Regions from separate parts of the Mus musculus genome. Here all the other regions are linked to region 2. Evidence: chromatin loops called from intact Hi-C (ENCODE). Cell type or tissue: gastrocnemius. All regions are shown on one strand.

Region 1 (8,000 bases), 56 kb after region 2:
CCACACCACGGCTGCTGGCTGCCAAGTGCGGACGGCCACTGGGCTGAGGGATGACCTGGAGCCAGACACACACACACACACACACACACACACACACACACACACACACACTGTGTGTGTGACCCTGGGTAAGGCAAGGAGAGGGCAAGGAAGCCATGTCAGTCAGCCTACTGCTGATCTGGAAAAAAACCTCAACTGTTTTCATTTTTATTTATGTATAAAAGGCTGGTTTTTAATGCCTGCCGGTGGCCAGGGGTCCCCTGGAATTGGACTTAGAGGGAGTTTTGAGCCACAAGATGTGGGTGTTGGGAAATAAACCTAGATTCTCTGTAAGATAGTATTTTCTCTTAATCACTGAGCCATCTCTCCAGGTCCCTGATCCAGCGTGAGAAAGGAAAGAGAAAACTTGCAACTCCAGTGTTAGCCCAGGGACTGTGTTTATTTTTGTTGCTTGCAAGACAGGGTTTCTAGCTGTCAGGCTGACCCAAGGGACTGTGTGAAAAGTACTTGCCTGAAAACTTCAATCCCAGCACCTATATGGTAGGATTCCCAGAAACCATCCTACTAAGGTGCTTCCCTAACAGAGATAATTTAAAACAATTTTTATTTGAAGTAAGTTTTCCCTATATAGCACTGGCTGTTTTGGAACTTGCTCTGTAACCTAGACTAACCTTAAAACTCAGAGATCCATCTGCCTCTGCCTCTCAAGTGTTGGGACTAAAGGTGTGTGCCACCAATGCCTGGCAACTTTAGAAACATTTTTAAAAATTTGGGGGGCTCCCAAATGATATACCGCCACCAGGACCAGCCCTAAAAACTGATTTTTAAAAACAGTTGGGGAAAAGATTAGCCCAGGGGAGTCACCTTTGCCCAGTGCCAGGGCTGCTGGAGGAACAGCAGGAGATACTAAGGAGTCAGAGCACAGCCCCTCCCCCAGTCAGAAACTAGCACTGGACAGGAAGATGGGGAGTCCAGAGCCTGGCAGATCCTCACTCCAGCCTGACACTACTACAAGGTCACAGATGAAGAGGCTGGAGAATTCCCAAGGGTTTTACAAGCGCTTGGATACTTTCCCTGTTAAGGCAGAGAATGCCCTTGGCCTTTTTCCTTCGGGAAGTGGGGCTGAGTCCCAGGACAAGTCTTTAAGACTGGGCTGACCTGGGTTCATCTTTGAATTCCACCCTTTAGCTCTGGAATTAGCAAAGAGCTGTTACCTCTCTGGTATGGTATCCGTCCAGCCTCACTAAGGCTTCACCCCCTTACCACCACCGACAGACCCCACAGTCTCTGGCTCCCCACATATCCCCACACCAACTTGCTGTCTTCTGTGATCCCTTAGAATTATGTGCTCTGGCCTCAGTGCCTGTTTCCTCTGCAGGTCAACACTTCCCCAGGTTATCTGTAATATCTGCCTTCAGTAGTCTGCTCAAAGTGACCCCTATTACTGTGTCCCCTCATCTTGTCACAAATGCAAGGTAGTCTCGAACTGTCACTGACCTGCCACTTTGAGCCTCCCTAGAGTGTGGATTACAGGCATACCTGGGTCAAAACTATCCTTGTGGCATTGTAATTCCCCATAGATTTTATCATCGTCCTGGCAAGCATAATTTATCACCCTGTCAAAGTTTAAGCTCCACAGGTAGGATCTGGTTTCTCCATACATGGACCTCCTCCTTGCCTAGCGGTGCCTAGTCAGTTCCCTTGTAGAGCAGAAGTCACATTATTCAGAAAGCCAAAACCCTGAAATCAAGATGGAGGTCAGCTCTCCAGGAGAGAAAGCCTCTGTAGCTCTCAGCTGGGGAACTCCAATGTCTGTGCGTCTTGCAAGATCCCCGTCACTGGATCAGAGCCCATCTGGATAACCAAGATTCTAACACCTGTCCACATAGACCTCCTTCCACATAAGGCTACATTAATAGCTTGCAGGAATTAGGCAAATTGGTGGGAGAGAGAGAGGTGCTTATGAATTCCAAATGTGGGGGAGGATAAACAAGTGAGCATCCTCTGTTACCAGGCAACCAATGGGTTTAAACAGCATCCCGCCCGTTCCCACCCTTGGCTCAGAGAGCACAAGTTGTCCCACAATCACCTTCTGCACTAGGCACCAAGCTCAGGCACCGGATTACGGGCAAGGCACCAAGGTAACACATAGACCATTAACACCCAGGAAAGGAAAGTCACTGCCAACCATCAGGACTAAGAAGCATGACTTCAAGTCAGACCATTCTGGGCTACTTTGCTAGCTAGGTCAGCCCGAGCCACATATCAGCACCCCGTCTCAAAAAGCCAGAAAGGGTCTGGAGAGATGGCTCAGCAGTGAAGAGGGATCTGATGACCCTTTCTGGCATCTGTAGGCACTGCACATATGATACACTGACATACATGCAAACACCCATACTCATAAAATAAAGCTTCCCACAAAAAAAAAAAAAAAAAAAAAAAAAATTCCACAATGAAAAATCTCTAATCCTAGTAGAAAAGCTGCAACAGCAGCAGGATTATGTGTGAGGTCATGCTGGGGTACACAGCCCTGTCTCAAACACTGCCTCCACCACATACAGAGGACTGTACAACAGATCTGCAGAGGAGGCCCAACTCTGTCTGCCAGCAGGTACTAATCTGGGCAGAACAACTAATAAAATTAGTTCAGGATACACTTTTTTTTTTTTCTCGAGACAGAGTATCAGCCGGGCGTGGTGGCGCACGCCTTTAATCCCAGCACTCGGGAGGCAGAGGCAGGCGGATTTCTGAGTTCGAGGCCAGCCTGGTCTACAGAGTGAGTTCCAGGACAGCCAGGGCTATACAGAGAAACCCTGTCTCGAAAAAAAAACCAAAAGAGACAGAGTATCTCTGTATAGCCCTGGCTGTCCTGGACCTCACTCTGTAGACCAGGCTAGCTTCGAACTCGGAAACCTGCCTCTGCCTCTTGAGTGCTGGGATTAAAGGCGTGCACCACCACACCTGGCTTAGGATACACTTTCTAAACAAAAAAAAAAAAATGAAGCTGCACAAAACCTGAGCTGTAACTCGTGTCCGAGTGCTTTCTGCACAATTCCTGACAGTAAGAGATTCCCCATAGTTTCTTCCAAGAGCACAGCACCCACCACTAACTTGCTATGCAAATTCTGGCAGGTCATTTAAATCTCATGGGGTTCTCATGGGCACCGGACAGACACAAGACATGTGAACTATTCTATAAAGCATGCAGTATGTTATGAACACAGGGATAAAAGAATTCGGCTTCCATACTGTCTGATGCACCAGGAAAGCAGGATATAGAGGAAACAATGCATCGCTGCCAGAGCCACAGATCTGCCCATAATAATGAGACCACAAACCCAGCTCCAACAAAGACCCTTTACTGAGAGCGCCTTAAAACATCCAGTCCTTGATTTGAACAAGTTTCAATTCAGCTGACGGCTGACTTAGGTAAGGCTTCTTGGTGACAAGAATGCTTCCCATCTATAATATCAAAACAGGTTCTTGACTCGTGGATGAGTATCTTCAGGGCCTCTGTCCCATCTTCTTCAGGGTTCGATTAAGCTACATGGTAAAGTAAAGCTAGATTAGATGTGGAATTTTTGGGACCTATCCCAACAGTGTGCACAATCAAGAAACCTGACACCCACCCAGCAACCCCTCTGAGACCTGGAGGGCCACAGAAAGCCTTAGACCCCAAAACAGTCATAGGTCTTTTTCCTTGTCCTTGCTTGGCAAACCCACATCCTAGACCACTTAGCCCATTTCATAGACAGGACAGGGTTAGTGTGGCTAGATTAGTTGAGTTTCAACCTCTTTTTGCTGCCTAGCAGCTAGAGGGTTAAAAACAATGCCCAACTGTTAAAATCCTGAAGGAGCATGGCTTCTGTCAGAGGACTCCAGGACAAGGTGGCTCAGAGGTGGACAACAGAGGGCCTTACAATTTTATGTTCTTTGGCCTGACAGACAAGGCAATTCCTAGGACAAGATACGAGAGCACCAGGCCTGTCAAACACAGCTTCCAGTTCTCTAGCATCCAGACACTGGCCAGACCTGTCTGAGCGGGAGAAGTGGGAAGGAGGGGTGCAGCAGCAAATCCACCCTTATTAGGAAATACCAGGAAGGGAAAGGACAGCAGCACCCCTCGAAGGGCCACCCACAGACCAAGATCTTGGAAGGAGATCTCCTAGAAAGGGCTGACACAGCAGTTCCTGGGCCCAAGCTGCTAGCCAGGCAAGCTTAGAAAGTTAAAGGGCCAATCACCAGTTTCTTAAAAATAAAGATGAAGAAGAATTTAAAGTACCTTCTCAATCTACAGGCTTATTAGCCAACTCTCAGACATCTTACCTCTTCAAACTTGTGGATCTGTCGGATAAAGAAATCCCCATAGCGTCTGGCAACTTTGGTGTCTGCAATATGGATCATGTCCTATGGGAGAAAGCAGTTAGAAGTGGTGGATGCGAGGGCAGGGATGGAGGAGAGGGCCACCTAGTGTGGAGCCACTTAACTGCAAAGCACAATTGTGTCAAGTGTTACTAACATCTACAGCGCTCCCCTCAGCACTGGGGCAGGGGGTAGGGGCTCTACTACTTAGCTTTACCCCTAGCCCTCTTTACTTTTTATTATGAGAGGGTCTAAATTGCCCAGGCTAGCCTTGAACTTTAGATGCAGAGCCTGGACTATCAAACTCAGCTCCTACACTAATTTTCAAAAGGGACATTTGGGGAAGTGGAGCATTAGCAGTCAGCGAGAAACAAAAGCATGTAAGTACACCCGCACCCACATCCACACCCACACATGCAATCCTAACACTTGAGAGGCGGATGGGAGAGGACCACCCTGACCCAGCACTCCCCCAGCACTCAGGCATGATCGGCATAGGGCCTGTAAACCATGAACATAGTATTGATTTAATCTGAGTACAGCACCCCAGCAAAACCTGACTTGTGGGCTATGGAGGTGGCTTAAGATGGGGACCATCTGTAATCCAGCATTCCTAGCGGGATGGGAGGTCGAGACACAAGAGTCCAGGAGAGCAGACACAAGACAGGCCCTGTCTCATCCCCATGAAAGGTGAGAACCAACTCCCTAAAGTTGTCTCTGACCTCCACATGCACCCAGCACACAGATCACACATACAAATAACAAAACATAAAAATAACATCTGACTTGTAATGACCACATTAGTAGAAGCGTTTTATTAAACTGATGCCAAGGGATTAGCTGCTGAGTCACCAAGAGATGAGCGAGTGGGCAGAGCAGTCAATGATACTCTCAGAGCACATATGTCACACACTGAGTGAATCCAGAAAGGAAGGCAAGGAGTTGGCTAGACAGTGTACAGAAGGGGGTGTGCGCGAGCATGTGTGTGTCCATGTCTGAGTGGATGTGTACAACTTTGCACAGAGACCAGGGGCCGACAGAGAATGTCTTTATTACTCTCTGCCTCACCCTCTCCTTTTAAAACGATTTTAAATGATGAGTGGATGTGTATCTGCATGTGGGTAAGCACTTTCGAGTGCTGGTGCCAAGGAAGCTCGAGGCATTGATCCCACAGAGCCTGCTGTAAGCACTAGTCCTCTGGAAGAGCAGCAAGTTCTCTTTTGTTGTTGTTGTTTTTAAAGACAGGGTTTCTCTGTGTAGCCCTGGCTATCCTGTAACTTGCTCTGTAGACCAGACTGACCTCAAAATCAGAGATGCACCCCCCAAGTGCTGGGATTAAAGGCATGTGCCATCACACTTGGCTCCAAGTAAGGTCTTAAAACCAAATTACTGGACAGCAAGATGGCTCAGTGATTAAAGACACCTGCCACACATGCCTGACAATGACTCCAACCTCCTCTCCCCACCATATGGCGCATATATATATATATATGCTTGTCTATACACACACACTAATAATAATAATAATAATTTAAAAAACAGATAACCCAAGCAGATTCATTTATTCTACAATTACACACATGCCCAAGAGAGATCTATTAGGCACGTGCTCCAAGCCTAAAACCATTCTTTTTAAGAGTCAGAGAGAGCTGGGACAGAGGGTGCTAGCACATTCTGTGCAACTCTGATGGATGACTGGGATCCCACAGTGAATGAGAGCGGATTCCTACAAAATGTTCTCTGCTCTCCACATGCATGTGTCTCTCCACACACATAAATAAAACACACCAAGGGCATATCAAGTGAGTAGCTGCTGGAGGAAGAGAATGCAGTACTCAACATATACAATGTTCACTGTTATGTGCTTCTGAGAAAAATGCGAATGAAAAACATGACTGGGTGTGGTGGTTTGAAGGAAAATGGCCGCATAGGCTCATATACTTCAACACTGGGTCTTTCATAAACTGCCTTGGTGATGTGATGGTGTTGTCACAGCAATAGAAAAGTAACCAAAACAATAGCTACAGTGGCAGAGACCTGTAACCGCAACTACTTAGGAAGCCAAGGCAAGAGGATCAAAGTTCAGAACCCTATCCATCCATCCATCCATCCATCCATCCATCGCCTGCCTGCCTGCCTGCCTGCCTGGGCAACTTCACAAAAAGAAATGAAGAACTGGGCCAGGAAGATGGCAGAGTGCAGAGTGCCTGCCTGACACACACAGGCTCAGCTCAGCAGCCAGCACCGGCAAAACAACAACAAAGTCACTTCATGTTCTCATTAAATAGGACACTAAAGCCTCCAGCTTCGACAGAGGGGCACAGAAAGAAAACGCTAGTCTTCAGCCTACGTCTCATCCCAAGGAAGCCACTGCTGGGTTAATACTTGAGAAAGAACTCAGCATATACCCAGACACACGTGCAAATTACATACAGATTATTGCTAGCTAACCTACAAAAGCCTTCCGTAAACTGGGCGTGGTGGCGCACACCTTTAATCCCAGCACTTGGGAGGCAAAGACAGGCGATTTTCTGTGTTCGAAGCCTGCCTGGTCTACAAAGTGAGTTCCAGGACAGCCAGGGGTTATACAGAGAAACCCTGTCTCGAAAGAAAAAAAAAAAAAAAGCCTTCCATAAAGCAGTCAATCCCGGCAGGTGGGAAGTTGAGGCAGGAGGATCCTAAATTCAAAGCCCCATCCATCTCTCAAAAAAGCCCATGTGAGCCAGGCGTGGTGGCACATGCCTTTAATCCCAGCACTTGGGAGGCAGAGGCAGGTGGATTTCTGAGTTCGAGGCCAGCCTGGCCTACAGAGTGAGTTCCAGGACAGCCAGAGCTACAGAGAAACCCTGTCTCGAAAAATCAAAAAAAAAAAAAAAAAAAAAAAAGCCCATCATGTGTCCTTACTTAACAATCCAAAGTCAGGCACAAACCCAGCAACAGGAGAGCAGGTGAACTGCACAACAATCTTGGCAGGAGGCGAGGGGCGGTGATGTGTCACACACCTCAGGGCAGGCATGGGTAAACTGAGTATACACAGTGAGAGTGTTGCCCATTCTCTCACAGCTAACGCTAAGCTCTGTTTCAGCTTACAGGTCACTTTCTAAACAAAGTGTTGTACCATCCGTTGTACCATCCTATGCCTGTAACCAGTAGGATGTACACTGTTGCAGTTTGAAACCACCACGGCAACAAGAACTTGGGGCAGGCATAGCTGAATAGTTCCTAGTAGACATGGACGTCCCACTTCTGCATGCACAGCATTTTATCCCCCACTTCTCCTGCGTGTGCTTGTCTCCACCACCCTTCCCCTGTTCCCACTACTCACACTTCTAACCTACTACGCATCTGATGCAAGGCTATCATCTATTGTTCACACCTTTGAGAGGATAAGCGGAGTGACTGGTTCCGGGTATACCATACCTTATCAATATAGAAGTCCACCTCCGAGGCCGACTGGAATTCGCCATCTAGGGCAGAAATGCCACTGGTCCACACCAGATTCTTCATCTTGTGCTTGAAGACGAGCAGCTGGATGCGGAACTCCTGCTCGGTGAGGTCCAGGAAGCCGGCCAGCTTGGCCACAGGCATGGTGGTGTAGAGCTTGAGGAAGCTGCGGATGGTGGAGAGCTGGGCCTGCT
Region 2 (8,000 bases):
TGCAGGTTTCTATCTATGCTACCAGCACTGTCGGATATAAAGCAGCCTCACACGCTGACTCTTACTGCCTCTCTACCATTTCCAGTCTATGGATCTCCTGCTCCAAGGAGGAACTGGAGACACAGCAGGCAAGATGGTGGGGCCCCATAAGAGAGGCCTGCTACCTCATTAGAGTGCCCATGTCACCACCACTGGTGTAGGCTGTAGGGAAATGGCCATGGGGGATGACAAAAACGGAAGCCAGTGTTAGCAGGTTGTGTGCATCCCTGGAACACAGGTTTGGATGTGCTCCGGCACAGCAGACACTCTGGTGTCAGGTGTTTTTAAATGACTGACAAGATGACCGTAAGCCTTAGGAGATGGGAGGTGACAGCATATTCCACAGGGGACAACCCCAGGCCTGCCAGAGCAACGAGGGGCTGCCCAAGAACAGCAGAATTCAGAGGAAGGCCAGAGGAAGAGCACCCACTTCTCCCATCTCCTTACACCCATCCCCTAAGGGTTAACTCCCCCTCCTACTACCCAAGCCCCATCTCCCCTTAATCACATCTGATACTGAGCGGCCCAGCAGGGAACAAAGGGACCATTTAGAGAAATGGGGCCGAGAGAGTGACCCTGCACTCTGGGGAGGCTGCCTGGATGCCAGCACAAAGGCGGCATTTCAGGGCTGAAATTTCAGCACCCAGCTTGATTAAAGGATTCCAAAGGCTTGGAGGAGGGTGGCAGGGGTGCGAAGTCTCCGACCCCCAGAATTAACCCTTATCCAGAGCAGTAAACACCCCTCCTACCACAGCGGCCACTCTTCCTCCCACCCTAACCAGGGTGCCCAATCCCATGTGACACGCCATGACTCCTGAGAGCTGCCGTGGGCCAGGTCAGGCTGGGCCACTCAAAAGCCATTCTTCCAACTATGCCAGTGCCCATGGCTGCCTTCTTTTCTTAAAAAAAAAAAAACAAAAAACTTAGACAAGGCCTCATGTAGCCCAGGCTGACCTTGAACTCACTTCACTGTGCAAACCTCCTGCCTCCACCTCCTCAGTACTGGAAACATAGACGTGCCTTACCATCCCTGGCTCTACACAGCTCTCTACCTCAGGATATAAAAGGGGCTTCCTAGGGTGGGAGGCAGGACGCACAAGAGGGCCTGCTGAGGCAGGAGAGGAGATGGCACAAGATGGCAGACCAGAGAAGCGGGCCATGGGGGCACTTTGTGGCACTGGCCTGGGACAGAGTGGGGACAGGGCTGGAAAGGTACTTGGTCCTTGCTCCCGTTGCTGACTTGCCCAACGGGGCTCTGCCTGGGGACAGTAGGGGATCACTGCACCCCCACGCTTCCTGCTAAAGCACCGCTCCTGAAAGGGGATCCGAGTCCTCGATAAGAGCTCTAGGCAGGTCCCTAGGAACAATGGCTGGCTTGATGAAACCTGCTCTGTGATACTCCTGAGAAGGGAGAAGCCCCTGCAGCCAGTCCCCACTGGAAAGGAAATTGGGGGTTTCCGTAGCAACCAGCTCCCTGGGCACAAAGACTCATCTGTCTGCTGAGAAGGCAGCTGAGGTGTCTCCCCTGCAGCAGCTTTTGCTCTGGTGCATGGGGAGATGGATGGAGGGACGGGGGTGGGGTGGGGGGTGGGGGTGTTACCCACGGGGCTAAGGGCCCTGGTGCCTTAGAAAGAGCTAACAGTCACAGGGCCACCTTGATGTATGCCCAGTCCTACAGCAGGGCAGGTGGCAGCACGCAGGTAACGGGGAGAGGGGGTGGAAAGGGTGAGGTTTATTATTTACACATATAAAACGGGCACAGAGAGGGTGCCCAGCAGAGCTGGTGCAGGCCGAGCGCGCCCGGCTCAGTCGCTGATGATAAGCTCGTCCACGCCCCAGTCCTCATAGCTGCCGTCTGGCAGGTACCGGCGAATGATGATGGGGATCTTCCGCGCCCTGTAGTGGAGAGAAGTCACACGACGTTGAGGGCTGGTGCCCTGGCTCCCGGCAGAGGACAGGTGGCAGCAGCACGGGTCACATCAACACCCTCCCTCGGTTCCCAGGGGCTGACCATGAATGAGCCAGAGGTCTACAGAGGTCCAAGAGAGGCCTGCTGGGCTCTGGAGGAGGACCTTACTTGAGTTCCTTCATGGCGATGAGCAAAGGGTCTGTCTCCCCCTCCAGCTCCACCATCACCGGGGCACACATCCTGCAGGGACACAGAGAGGTTGGAGTCAGCAGACAAGGCCCATGGAAGGTGGATCTGGTGTCCCGCTCCTCATCTCGCAAGGGCACCTGGACAGGCAGGCATGGCGGCAGTGGTGCTCAGGGAGTCACCACCGCAGGGGAAGGCTCGCAGACTGGATTTAAAATGTGCCTCCAAGCACAAGTCCCTGAATTCTCTCCACATCCCCTAGCCTAAGAGACCCCTGCCTCACTGCTCCCTGCACGCTAGTCCCTCTGCCGTGATCCTCCGCTTCAGCGAGGGAGGCCTACTCTGACTTCCATTTTACTACTGAGGAACCTGAGGTACAGAGAGGTAAGTGTCCTGCCCAAGGTCACGTAGGCAGAGTGGCAGAGCCGAGATCTGTACCTAACCACTATGCTAGGATGTGTCTCACGTAACATACTGAAGTCATCTGGGTAATGCTCCAACAGCAAAGGCATTCACAGCAACATCCCCAGCAGGGCCACACTCTTCCAGCCTGGCACCTTCATTCCAGCCACAACAAACTTCCATGCCTCCACTGTATTATGGCTTTAAAAATAAAAAAAAAAAGTCGGGCGTAGTGGCACACGGCTTTAATCCCAGCACTTGGGAGGCAGAGGTAGGCGGATTTCTGAGTTCAAGGCCAGCCTGGTCTACAGAACAAGTTCTAGGACAGCCAGGGCTACACAGAGAAACTCTGTCTCGAAAAAAACAAACAAAAAAAATAATAATACCGGGCGTGGTGGCGCACGCCTTTAATCCCAGCACTTGGGAGGCAGAGACAGGCGGATTTCTGAGTTCGAGGCCAGCCTGGTCTACAAAGTGAGTTCCAGGACAGCCAAGACCATACAGAGAAACCCTGTCTCGAAAAACCAAAAACCAAAAACCAAACAAACAAACAAACAAACAAGCAAAAAAAAAAAAAAAAAAAACATTAAAAAAAATAATAATTAAAAAAAATTATTTAATGTATATGAGTATACTGTAGCTATCTTCAGACACACCAGAAGAGGGCATTGGACTCCATTACAGATGGATGTGAGCTACCACGTGGTTGCTGGGAATGGAACTCAGGACCTGGAAGAGCGGCCAGGGCAGAGCCATCTCTCCAGCCCAAATGTGTAGCCCAGGCTGGCATTGAACTCGTGATCCCTCTGCCTCCTTCAGCACATCCTACTGGTGTGCGCCACCACAACTAACCAACCGTATCATGGTTCTTAAGTGTCCCCCAAATTAAGATGATGACGGTACTGGAGGAGGAGCCCTTGGAAAGCCATGAGGGTGTGACCACCATGATGCCCTAAGGGGGTTTATTAAAGGAAGAGAAACCCAAGCCAGCGGGGTTGCTCAGTCCCACCAAATGACACCCTGCCATGTTATGATGCAGCTTGAGGACCCACAGGTGAGGTGCCATGCTCTAGAACCTTCCAAGCTCCAGGACTGAGCCAGATGGGCTGAGCCAGAAGCCTGGCCTCGGGACCTGTCACGGCGCAGACAGCAGGCTCAGTACAGAGTCCTTTCACTTCTACTCTCCGTCCTCGCAGTGCTCCCTCTGTCGCTACAAGCGTGAGAGAGGCTCAGATGTCGCCACTTTGGGAATCTCCATCCGCTGTGCCCCTGGTGAGTTACATATGCCTTTCTGGGCACCAAAGCCACTGACTGCACCACCATCCACAGCAGCCCATGAGCGTCCAGTGCTCCAGGACCACACATGGTGCACTAAGAGGGTCCAGACCCCAGCCAATGCTTGCTCCAAGCAAAAGCTCCAACAGCAACAAGGACACATCACTCCAGGCTCACTTCCTGCACACAGACAGACGCCTCCAATAACCCTGGGCGGGCTCACACCAACAGACTCAGACTGACTAACAAGCATCTGAAATCCAGGCCCGATGCCGTCTCCACACCATCAGGACAGATTTTTTTTGAAAGGGTTTGAATATATTTTATCTTATGTGTGTGGGTGTTTTGCTTACATGGAGGTCCATGCCTTTGGAGGACACTGGATACACTGGTACCAGAGGGAAGGGGGCTATAAGCCACCGTGTTCATGGCAGGAACCAAACCTGGCAAGCACACTGAGTGCTCTTAATTGCTGATCCAGAGCCATGAGACAGAATCCTTCATCTCACGAAGGGGTCTGAGAACTGTAACTTCAGAGGTGCTGGGTGACTTTGGGGACCAGCCACCCTGAGACTGACACTTATTAGTTTATGACTAAATATTCTGGTCTCTGCTAATCCTAAAGGCCTGAAATTTTCCCAAGGGCAGAAACCAAATGTCTTTCCTGAATCATGAAATGTCCCCAAAACTTGAGGAGTAGCTCAAGCAGTAGAGCATGTAAGGTCCTGGGTTTAGTCTGCCATCCACACGGCTATACCCGAGTACCCACTGCCCTGATCTGCCTGTGTCCGCGCTCTACACATAATGGGAGTAACTGAAGGGCATCGTCCATCAGTGCCCCAGTGGACATGCAAGTGCAGGCTTTGAAGTGGCTGTCCTGTGCTGCAGTCACTACAAATAAACCTGTCACCCACCCAGTTAGGAAGAGGTGAGTGACATCAGCCAGCAGGTGGTGCTAGCGAGCCAGACTGGACTCAACCAAAAGAGCTCCAAGCTGGTGTTTCATTCAGCAGCTAAGCGAAGGCACAGCCCAGTCCTCGGTGTACAGGATCCAGCCTGGCTGTGCTTGGACAGAGGGCAGGGGACCTCTCAGGGGAAGGACCACTAGAGCCTGGCTTAAGCTGGAGCCCTCTTCCTCCCACAGAATATGACCCTTCCATTGGCTTAGGTCGGGGTTGTCAGGACGCCTCCCTTCCTGTGAGTGTCCCATGCTGGCTTATCAGATGTGTGCCAACTTGAACCTGTCCCTGTAGGTTTGCTGACATCTTTTACTAAGTTTATTTTATTTATCATATTAAAAAAATTATTTGTATTCATGTGTCTGTGTTAGGGTTTGTGCAGGAGTGAAGGCGCCTATGGAGGCTAGAAGTGTCAGATCCCTCTGGAGCCAAAGTTACAGGTGGCCGTGACTCGGTTGCCCTACAAGGTCAGGACATACTTTAAAACAAAACAAAATATATATTTATTTAGTGTGTGAAGAGTTTGAAATGTTTTTATTTTCACTTATATGCGTTTGTGTTTATGCAGCTTTTGCCACATGTGTGTGGATGCCCACAGAGGCCAGAAGAGGGTGCTGAGCCCCCAAAGAGCATCGAGCCCTCTATGAACCACTTCATCAGACTCTACTCTGTGTGTTCAGGTCTGTACATGTGTGAGCACATGCATGCTATAGCATGAAGAAATCAGTTCTCTGCTTCCACCACGCGGGTTCCTGTAAATGAGGCATCTCGACCAGCTCAGCCATCTTGCTGGTCCCCTTTAGTAACATTTTTGCCTTCTTTGTGCTGCAAGCTTGCCTTTAGGCTGTACCCACCCATAGCTTTCAGCACCAGGGACACGTGCAAAACCACTGCCCTGCATCTGCCTCCTAGCTCTAGCCCCTCCGCGAGGCGCCTGCTTTTCTGTATCCTTTGCAGGGCACTGCCCACACTGCCTTTACATCAGAAGCTCCCTGGGGAGCTAGAGGTGATGTCTTCATCACCTCTGCATCCTCGACAGGTGCAGTGGTGAGCACTGCTAGATTTGCACAATGAAGGCTTCCTGCTACAGGGCAATCTTAGCTAAAGGAACATGTGTCCCAGAACACTCAGCAAACTGGAAATGTCTTGTACCTGTGATGTCCCCGTGCTAACTGGGAGCCACAGACAGGCCCCTGAGCATCTGAGGTATCTCTAGTATTGGTGTGTGTGTGTATGTATGTGTGCGTGCTTTCTTTTCCTTTGTTTGGGTAGGTGTTTTTTGTTGTAGTGGTGGTTGTTTGGGGTTTACTGTTATTGTTTTTGAGATGGTGCCTCACTGTGTAGTCAAGGCTCTCCTGGAACTCCTTATGTAGACCAGGTTGGCCTTGGAGTCACAGAGATCAACACACCTCTGGTTCCTGAGTGCTGGGGTTAAAGGTGTGCACTGCCTCACAGGGCTGATTTAATGGCCACATGTAGCCAATGAGTGCCATAACAGAGACTATCCTTAGGCCACTAGGACCACATATCCCCCTGAAGGTGGCTTTACTCAAGGAGCCAAGAGTGCAGCCAGGCTGAAGAAAGGTCTATAGCTGAGGATGGCTGAGGTCAACCTTGACTGTACATAAGACCCTTTACCGAGGCAGACACTGCAGTCAACTTTACCCAGGGCTGTATGAACCCGTGGTAGGGATGCTCACAGCCCTATGCAGGCCTCCCCAGCCCCATGGGAGAATGTTCTGCTGTTGCTGTGTTTTTCCTTCTCCCTAGTCCATCCTGCAGCACCCACGCGCCCCATACCAACAGTTTCCCTTAGGCTTGGGTCTCCCACTAGAGTTCCACTAACACCCTGCCTCCTCTGGATGGGCTGAGCTCACTGGCCGGCCATCCAAATTTAGAAAAACAACATGCTCTTCAGTTTCCTAGCGCCCAGAGCCACCGTTGCTCCAGACTTTCCCAAGTGAGGGGCCTGCTTACTGGGCTGGGCTGGCCAGCCTCCCTCCCATCAGCGTAAGCTAGAAGGAGCTGTTGCAGCCTTGCCTGAATTCACTCTTATTTTGTTTGACCAACTGACAGGAATTCTCTGAACTCAGGTAATCACATGTACTGGGCTCCACCCCAGACCTCTTTTCATTCTTTATCTTGGGGCAGCGTCTTGCTAGTTGCCCAGACTAGCCTAGAACTCACTCGGTAGTCCAGGTAGGCCCGTGAACCCATGATCCTCCTGTGTCTTTTTTGTTTGTTTGTTTTGTTGTTGTTTGTTTTTTGTTTTTCGAGACACGGTTTCTCTGTATAGCCCTGGCTGTCCTAAAACTCACTTTGTAGACCAGGCTGGCCTTGAACTCAGAAACCCGCCTGCCCCTGCCTCCCGAGTGCTGGGATTAAAGGCGTGCGCCACCACGCCCGGCTGACCAGGGTTCTTACTGTCACTTCTCATGTCACTTCTTACATTTTCCCACAGGTGCCCTAAAGCACTGCACAAGTCCTGACACACCAGGGCTGGGCAGGACCAGCAGCTTGGGCTCACTGTGGTGAACTGACAGACACGACGGCCAAAGGGCAGCACTTACGCGATCTGAAGAGCCCGGGTGCCCAGCACCCGGGCCCGCTCATACTTGGTCATGTAAGGAGTGGTGATCCGCTTCTGGTTGGCCTGTGGTCGCTCACCAGATGGGAGAATCTCGACATTTTCCTGGCCCTCCTGGATAGCAAGCAAACAAAGAGGGGAAATCTCAGGGCAAGTTTTGGATCAGGTAGGACGATGATGACACAGAGACTTCCCACCACCCTCAACCCTTTCTGGATGTCATGGACCGTGCAACCACTCACTGACACCACGCAATCCTTAACCGCATGCAACCTTGTAAGGTAAGGATTGTGGTCCCCAATCCAGGGGCTTCAAGAGTCAGCCAACCTGACCAAAACCTCCAAGCTAGCAGTAAAGATGACGGTGTTCAGAACTCTAGAGCCAGCCGCCTTGCCCAAACAGCTGGCCCTGTAAGTGGTGAGCACACCCTGAACCGGAAGCTCAGGACAAACACCTGCTCTTTCATATGGCAAATGAGTCACTGGGTCAGGTGACTAGAACAGTCATGGTAAATGAGAGTCAAACACATACTGAGCAAGAACCTGCTGTCCTCTGCTCTATTTAGGCGAGAGAGAGAGAGAGAGAGAGAGAGAGAGAGAGAGAGAGAGAGAGAGAGAGAGAGAGAGAGAGAGAGAGAACACAC
Region 3 (8,000 bases), 110 kb after region 2:
AGGTCCCTCTCTGGCCTGACCCAGGTACAGCTCACCTATCCACTGAGACGGCCGCCAGGGTGAAGCTGCTGGCATACATGGTGAGGTAGATGAGCAGATGTACCGTCTTGCACACGAAAGCCCCAAAGAGCCAGGCATCCAGTGTGTAGATGGCCGCCTGGAAGGGCACGCAGCACAGGATGAAGCAAAGGTCGGCCACCGCCAAGTTGAGGATGAAGAGATCCGTGGTACTGCCCGGTTCCTGCCAGGCACTTGGGCCAGGCTGCAGAAGCACGGCCAACACCAGCCCATTACCCACCATGCCCAACAGGAAGATGAGGGCAAAGACCACCGGCACTGCCACAGCCCCTACGCTCCCTGGGCTGTCCAGCGAAATGTTCTGGATGTCAGCCATTTTCCTAGCAAACGAGGAAGAGAAAACGGGTCTTCAGACAGGAGGCCAGGTCTCAAGGCACTTGACCCAGGAATCTGGTTCTTTCAGCCTGGATCTGACCAGGTATCTGGGCTAGAAGTTCATGAAGGACAGAAGAGGGTAGAACAAAGCCAAAGTCAGCATGTGAGACAGTCACATTGGTTGTGTGTGTCACACACACACACACACACACACACACACACACACACACACGCTGATCCTTGGTTTCCTAGGGAACACCTCTTTAACCCAGAACCTGGAAGGCTGTTTGGGTTATTCTAGATTTATAAGGCACATGAAGACACAGGCAGAATAAGAAGATGCCGAGGCCGCTGAGAGGCAACACAAACTGGCTATATTTTCTTTTTCAACCACATTGGACGCTCAGGGGAGACCTTTGAATTTAGGGGCATTTTTGTGGCAACAGGCGGCACCGGTAACACCCCTGAGTCAATGAAGAGTCCTTCCTCATGAGAGCACTACAGCAGCAGAGCTAGGAAGACCACAGAAGTCACCGCCTCCGCTCTGCACGTAGGGAAACTGAGGCCTAGAGAGGTGACACAAGTGGCTAATATCACAACCTGAGTGACAGCTCTGGGGCTGCTGGGATCCTGACTCCTAGGCTGGAATGCGCATCGGAAAAACTGCAACAGGTGCTACCCGACTGTTCACATGTGTCCCCATGCACGTGCCTGTGCGCACATTGCCTGGTGTCAACCCTACCCTGAGCCGCAGTTTACAACCTGTGGGTCCCCTTGTGCTCAGGGACCCAGTGCAGCAGTGAGATGACTTAGGAGCAGGGGTTCAGGAGGCAGGGAGGACAGAAGAAGGGGGACATCTGCCCCTACACAGCACCTACAAGCAGTAAGCCCCCAAGCCCAGGATAGGCGGCACCCACCTCAGCCCTAGGCACTGGGCCCCTGCATGCTTCCTGGTAGAACGGCCAGGCTGGAGCTTCTTGTTTCAGCCCTTGATTGCCTCCATGCAGGTACGCCTCTGCTTCCTATTTCTCTCTCTTCATTTTCAAGGCCCCTCCTCTCCTCTCCCCTGCCCTCAGCTGTCCGCTGAGTTGGATGTTGGGCACTCGCTACTGCTCCGGAGTGGACTGGCCACCTCCTCCTCAGACCCCCGATTTCCCCGGGGTGGCATGCTCTTCAGCGCCGCTCTTCTCTGCCTGTCTGCGTTGTTGCCACCTCATTCTCGCTTTCACGGGCAGTAACCCACTGATCTCCGCTCTAGGAGATTGGCTTCCGTGGTTAACCCTTTCCTGCCCAGGGCTCAGCCCATTCCTGGCACCTCCCACCTCCTGTGGCCTGTGACTCCTCCCCCCTAGTGCCTTAGCTTCCTTGGCTCCAAGTAGAACTCTGATCTAAGCTCAGAAAGGATTTCTATTTTTAAATGGAGTTTCCAAGGCTGGGAAACCAGGACCAAAAGCTCTTTGTTGTGGACTTCAGGTAGGAATCACAAGACCCATTTCATTCCCTAAGCTAGTTTAAGGGGCTTCATCGACTGGAAGCCAGGTCTTGATTTAGCCTGAAAGCCACAGGGAAGCTAGGAAGGTTCCAGAGGGAGAACATGACCTGTGCCTTTCCATCTTGTAAGAAGTTTGTTATGGCTGAGATGAGAAAGGAGAGAGGATTTGCACTTAATTCACCTGAGGGCCTCTTGCCCAGGCACAAACCAGATGTTGCTGAATGGTAGGCATGAGCCCTGGGAGGAGTGGCCTATGGGCTTCCAGGGGTAGAGCAGCTGCCACTTGGGGAGGGAGGGGCACTAGACTTGCCAACCAAGAGACTGGATATTGGACAACCGTATGTATCAAGGGCAGAGAGCTGGGGAGGAGAAGAATCCTTCCAGAACCGGAAGGTGGAGGGCACATCAGAGACGAGTGCCCCATGGAGCTAGGACTGGAAGATCTGGGCAACACTCAAGACCAGTTCCTGTGGGAAGCCCCCCTATGCAGTTACCAGTGCTTGCGGGGCCTCTCTAGTGTCACCAACCCCACTCACAAGAGGCTCACTGGATGGAGCTATTAGGAATCAGACCTAGAAGCCGCAAAGCTGACTTTCACAACCTCTGGCGCCGGTGATCAGAAAGGAGGGCTCTTTAGATCCCTTGTAGGTCTCTAGACTTGATGTGAGATTTTGAAAATCAAGGGCGGCAACGCAGTAGACTTCCAGAAGTGTGAATCCACATATCCATACCTAGAGTCCCAGACGTAGGTGGATTCTATTACCTCTTGGAACACCCCCACTGGCCCGGCCTCTATAACTCTCTCCTTCCCTGCTGGGGTTGGGCTCAAAGTACCCGTGTAGAGGGTTCTGAGAAGCAGCAGGGCTGAGCTGGTACAGTAGTGGAGGAGAGAAGGGAAGGGAGGCAATCAGAGAGCCTGGCTGTGGGGCAGGGAGGACAGACCATCATGGCTGGAGCCTCGGGGTGTCCTTACCACCACCTCCTCCCTTCCCTTAGGGTTGATCCGAAGCTGGTCTTCTGGTCTTCCAATGCCTTTTGGCTTGCCACAGAAGCCCAAAGACTATTGGTATATGCCCACTCTGGATCACATGCTGTGCCTACTGGGCACCTTCTAGGACCCCTTCTGGATGGCAGACGAGTTGCAAGGTGAGAGAACCGATCCTGGATCAGCGGGCTTGCTGAGCCCCACGCTGCATGACAGCATGGAGTTAACACTGAGGCCAACTGGCCTGGGAGGTCATGGTGCAACTGCTACAGGAACCGCCTCCTGACAGACAATGCCTGCAGCAGTGCCTGGGAGCTGCAGGAGGTGGCTCTCCCACTGTGCCGCTGGGTGGCAGTCTAGCGTAGGTGTGGGTGGGCCCCAGGCCTGGTATTCTGGACCTGGCTGGGTATGCCACCCACACCACCTAGTGGCTGCTCTTGGTCCCTGGGCATGAGCTATCAGCCTGCACAGGACACATACATCAAACTGGGGTACCTGGCATCAGGTGCCCGACTTGCTGGGGTAGCCTGCAGGTGTTTCTGCTCTTGATGTTATTGGCTTACAGTTCCATTAGGCTCCTCCCAACAGCGACCTAGCGAAGGCTTGCATCATCACCTGCCACCATAGCCTGCCAGATGTGGCAGGGTATAAGGAGGATGGCTCCCCACCCAGCCCCTCCTTCTCTTTATCCCCCAATTTCTTTTTCTCTGTTTCCATGTGTTCCTAGCCGGCCTCTCTCATTCTGTTCCCCCTTTCTCTGCCTCTATCCCTTTTCCAGGTTTCTGAGGCTCCCTTCCTCCACAATAAACTTTCTTATATCAGGTCTGTTGCGTGCTGTGATTTCTCAGGGGGACACTTTGGCATGGGCCCACCGGGGACTCCCTAACTACCACCACCATCGCTTTGTATTTCAGAACGACGTAGCCACAGCTGCCTCCTGCCAGGCTGCGACCCTTTCAGCACTACCGGGTTGCAAAGGAGGATTCTCGGAACCCCAGCTTTAAGAATCTGCAAGGTTAGGTTGGAGCTTGCTCTGACCGTCCCAAGCTGTTCAGATACTAGGCAAGTGAGCTGGAGGAAGAGGCAGGTGCCTCACTTTCTGTTTTTGGTTTTGCATTGTTGTTTTTTTAATGAAACCGTAAGTCCTACTTGCCTGCCACGTTCTACTTCTAGATAGCTAGGGAGCTACCCAAGGCCACACCCCCACACTGAGCCTACAGCAGCAGTCATAAGCCTGCGGGGCTGAGCCTGCGAGATTCCACCCCTCCTTTCCCACAGTAAAGCAAGGTCAGCAAAATGGGAAGGAGGCCACACCTATGGTAATGGAGCAGCAGGTGTGATGGTTGCCGGTAGGAAGACAGGGTAGAAGGACAGGGCCTTCGTAGCAGCAAACCAGCCCTTCTGGCCTGGCTTGAGGGCTGCCCAACAGCCTGATCCAAGGCCCCCAAGTAGCCAGCGGCGGCAGCGTGAACGCGCTGCGCCCCCTGGCGGCTGAACCATCAGACAGACTATCGGCTTTTGAATCAGAGACAGAAAGGTGTCCCTATGGAACATCAGCTCTCTAAAGTGGGGGGAAACTGGGACCTGCACAGGGGCCTAAGGCCACGGGGTTAAGGACAAAGAGCTCTGGAAAACAAGGATTCGATGTCCTTCAGGGGTGATCTGCTTTCTTCTTTCTGGGGCCTGAACCTCTGCCCTCTCCTAGGGAACACAGGTCTAGGAACAATTCTCATTTGGCAGTTACATTTTATCCTTCTGCTAGGGCACAGGAGACAAGGTGCCCACCCAGCTTAGGCTGCAGAAAGGGTCCACAGGGCTGGTTCTCCACTGCCCTGCACAGCAGCACAGAATGCTTTATGTACGAAACGGTGGCTCCCAGACACAGCATCCCGACTTAGTTTGGGGGAAGATGCACCTCATGCGAGATCCAGCCCCTGCCTGGTTCTTCAGGTAGCCAGAGGTACGCCTACCCAGAATAAAGCAGACTGAAGTGTCATAGCCAAATTCCACATTGTTGTCTCTCTGATGACAAGTACAGGCCCATTTTCAACCAGGCTCTAGAAGTCTGGGTTGAGTCACAGCCTCTGATCTGGGCTGACCAGAGGAGCCCTATGTCAGCGGCAGTGGAGGAACTTTGGCTCTGCAGGTCCCTACCAAGAGCTTAGGGCAGAGCTCCATGCAGCCGCCCCACCTCCACGAAGGCTTCCACACAGCGGTCAATGTCTTCCTCACTGTGTACAGCTGAGATCTGCACCCGGATCCGGGCCTTGCCCTTAGGGACCACAGGGTAGCTAAATCCGATGACAAAGATACCTGGGAAAACAGCAGGGGTACACCAGAGGCAGACAGGCTTTGGGGCTATGACATATAAGGGCCTGCTGTCCCATGGTCCACCCGCAAGAACAAGGGATGCCTAAGCTGACAGGCATGAGACCACCTCATAGCCTGTGGTTTGTTAAGTCTGGATGATGGCTGATCTAAGGAGATGTGGGCAGCAAGGAGCAGGGCGTGGATGTAGGGAGGAGCTACAGTTTACAGGTGTTCTTTTCTCTGAGGACAACTCTGCCCCCAATCCTCTTACCTTTCTTTAACATGTCATCTGCCATTTGAGAAGACAACCGTGCATCTCCCAGCATCACAGGGCAGATGGGGTGATCGGCTCCTGAGACAGTAAAACCAGCAGCTTCCATCTTACTGCGGAACCTGGGGACACAGCTGAGTGTCACAGGGAGCTGAAGGCCATAGAGCCTGAGGAAGAGGCTCAGGGTCTATGCCCACTGGTTAGAGGAAGGAAAAAAAAGATAGACATACAGGCCCAAAGAGCAGGTGAGGCACAAGCAGGGGCTGGAAGGACAAAGGGAGGTGGGGAAGTAGCTGTATCAAGAGAGGGCATTAGAGACTGAAGGAGGATGCTCTGGCAGAGAGGGTGGGAAGGAAAGGAAGCAGACAGGAGGAGGCAGAAAGGTGCGTGGCTACCATCTCTCCCTCTCTCTGATCCAACCCTGTGGGCACCATACCGCCGGGTCTTGGCAGCCATAGACTGGATGATGGCATTGCTCTCCATGAGCAGGTCCAGGGCCTTAGAAGCACAGCCGACTACAGCAGGGGGCAGGCTGTTGGAGAAGAGGTAGGGCCGAGAACGCTGCCGTAGCAGGGACACCAGTGGCTCAGGCCCGGTGGTATATCCCCCTGAAAACAGAAAGAAAAAAAAGTTGAAGAGAGGCCAGGAACCGCCTGAACCCCTATAGTTCATACCGTCCTCCTCTCTGACTCCTGTCCCTACTTTCTCTACAGCGATGAGGCAGGCCCTGCGTGTGGGGAAGGAGAGCCCATAGATAGGATTCTGTAGGCACCTGATGCTCCACCCAGCGCCTTCCCCAGGGTGGAGTTGATGATGGTGACCTGGTCCATGACACCTAGCAGCTCATCTGTGCCCCTGCAAAGAAAGTAACCACTGTTGTCACTGGCCACCGGACTTCCCACCCACCTGCAGAAGCCCCCACCCAGCCCTCAAATGTTCCCACCGTCCTGTGGGCCCAAGAAAGCCAGTGGCATGGCATTCATCCACAAAGACCAGGGCACCATATTGGGCGGCAAGGCGGCAGATGTCCTGTAGGGGAGCGATGTCACCATCCATGGAGAAAGCTCCATCTGTGGCCACCAGGCGCAGCCTGTGCTTCTGTGGGACAGAGAAGGGCAGATGATACGGTGTAGGACCAGAGCACCTGCTCTTTGGCAGCCTTGAGGCCCTGTCCTGGGCCTTGCTCATCTCTGCTAGGCTTAGCCACTTTAGGCCTGTCCCTGAGAAAGGGCTCAGACCTCAAGTGGACAAGCTGGAGTGGGGACAGGTCCTAGACACACCTGCTTAAAAGATGCTTCCTGACCTCAGGTGAAATGGAGCGACAGACAAGTCTTGGGCATAAGGGATGAGGAAGTCAAAATGGCTCCCTCTGCTCTTCCAGCTCTTTGGAAAAGGGGTAATGCTTCCAAGTTTCGTTTCCTCGAGCAGGGAAATGTAGGCCTTTCTCTGGAGCCCCAGGGCCTCACCCCACCTGAGCCTCCTTCAGCTTGGCTTCCAGGTCAGCCATGTCCAGGTGGCGGTAACGGTACTTGTGGGCCTTGCACAGTCGGATGCCGTCAATGATGGAAGCATGGTTCAGCTCATCTGACAGAACCGCATCCTCTGGGGTCAGCAAAGCCTATGGGGAGGAGTTCTTATATAGCCCCCAGAAGTATCCCTTCCCTCATAACTCCCCTCGAGGCAAAACTCTACCTCTACCAGGTGCCTAGGGCCAGATGAAAAAGTACCAGGCTCCTGTCACCCCTGCCTTCCAGTTTACATAGGTTAGCTCTCCCAGATGCCCAACTCCAAGCTGCCCACAGCCTCTACACACCTCAAATAGGCCAGCGTTGGCATCGAAACAGCTGGGATAGAGGATGGCGTCCTCACGCTGGTGGAAGTGGGCTATCTTGGCTTCTAGATTCTTATGGATGCTCTAAAGGACACAGGCAGGTTAAAATCAGTGCCAGCAGGCTTTGCGGGACAAGTCCTAGAGGACAGAGGCTTAGATGGCCATCACCAGACCCCATGAAGGAAGCCTATAGCCTCAGCCACACATTGCATTGCTCTTGGCACAGATGACTCTTGGGAGCCTTGGACTGTCGCAGCTACTTCCACTTTGGAGGCTGGGATCTGGCAGGTCCGATCCCGAGCGGACCTTTGCCTGCAGTGGAGGTCTGTCTAGTATTAGGATTCTGAGTGATGCTGGGGACAGAAGACATGCCTTCACATCAGACTGTCTTTGGTTTCTCCACAGCAAACAAGAGGATCACACGAAGTGAGCTTATGCTTATCTGGGGCTCCACCACTGAGATTTGGGAGCTGTTTGGTTCAACACAAGAGTTTTGTTAGAAAATATATGGCCAGGCATGGTGGCCCACACCTTTAATGCCGGCACAGCACACAGCACTTAGAAGGCAGAGGCAGGTGGAAGTCCAGGAATTCGAGGCCAGCCTGGTCTACAGAGTGAGTTCCTGGTTAGCCACGGGTTGTTGCACAGAGAAACCCTCTCTCAAAGAACCAAAAAGAAGGCTACCACCTTCGGAGGCACAGCGACTACTAGACATTCT

The links. Hi-C counts contacts between places; a loop is a spot of excess contacts. Peaks named below come from ENCODE experiments on the same cell type or tissue, not always from the same donor. Only the 100,000 strongest peaks of a DNase experiment are listed, where the experiment ranks them.
Region 1: it touches region 2 in a loop (7-fold over the local background); 14 of 42 quality-filtered maps call a loop at or near these places.
Region 3: it touches region 2 in a loop (5-fold over the local background); 9 of 42 quality-filtered maps call a loop at or near these places.

The regions. Positions count from the first base shown.
Region 1 is chr15:79,089,744-79,097,743 of GRCm38, reverse strand. Eif3l (eukaryotic translation initiation factor 3, subunit L) reads right to left here. Exons shown (of 13, transcript NM_145139.2): 11 at 7,783-8,000; 12 at 4,327-4,407; 13 at 3,344-3,543. The coding sequence ends at 3,505. Among named protein-coding and RNA genes, the nearest start is that of Micall1, 15 kb to the left of the region's middle. In gastrocnemius, a CTCF peak has its summit at 4,469; a DNase peak (open chromatin) is centred at 1; H3K4me3 peaks cover 566 bases; H3K27ac peaks cover 3,185 bases.
Region 2 is chr15:79,145,524-79,153,523 of GRCm38, reverse strand. Polr2f (polymerase (RNA) II (DNA directed) polypeptide F) reads right to left here. Exons shown (of 5, transcript NM_027231.2): 3 at 7,341-7,471; 4 at 2,117-2,188; 5 at 1,750-1,935. The coding sequence ends at 1,845. Among named protein-coding and RNA genes, the nearest start is that of Polr2f, 8.2 kb to the right of the region's middle. RefSeq lists an enhancer at 339-920. In gastrocnemius, CTCF peaks have their summits at 4,752 (motif pointing right) and 5,376 (motif pointing right); a DNase peak (open chromatin) is centred at 4,769; H3K27ac peaks cover 566 bases.
Region 3 is chr15:79,034,326-79,042,325 of GRCm38, reverse strand. It overlaps Gcat (glycine C-acetyltransferase (2-amino-3-ketobutyrate-coenzyme A ligase)), which reads right to left. Exons shown (of 9, transcript NM_013847.4): 3 at 7,265-7,366; 4 at 6,923-7,069; 5 at 6,395-6,549; 6 at 6,224-6,306; 7 at 5,888-6,059; 8 at 5,452-5,573; 9 at 3,970-5,183. The coding sequence ends at 5,032. Galr3 (galanin receptor 3) reads right to left here and starts at 441. Exons shown (of 2, transcript NM_015738.2): 1 at 36-441. The coding sequence starts at 394. In gastrocnemius, CTCF peaks have their summits at 3,258 and 4,361 (motif pointing left); DNase peaks (open chromatin) are centred at 3,227 and 4,347; H3K4me3 peaks cover 218 bases; H3K27ac peaks cover 541 bases.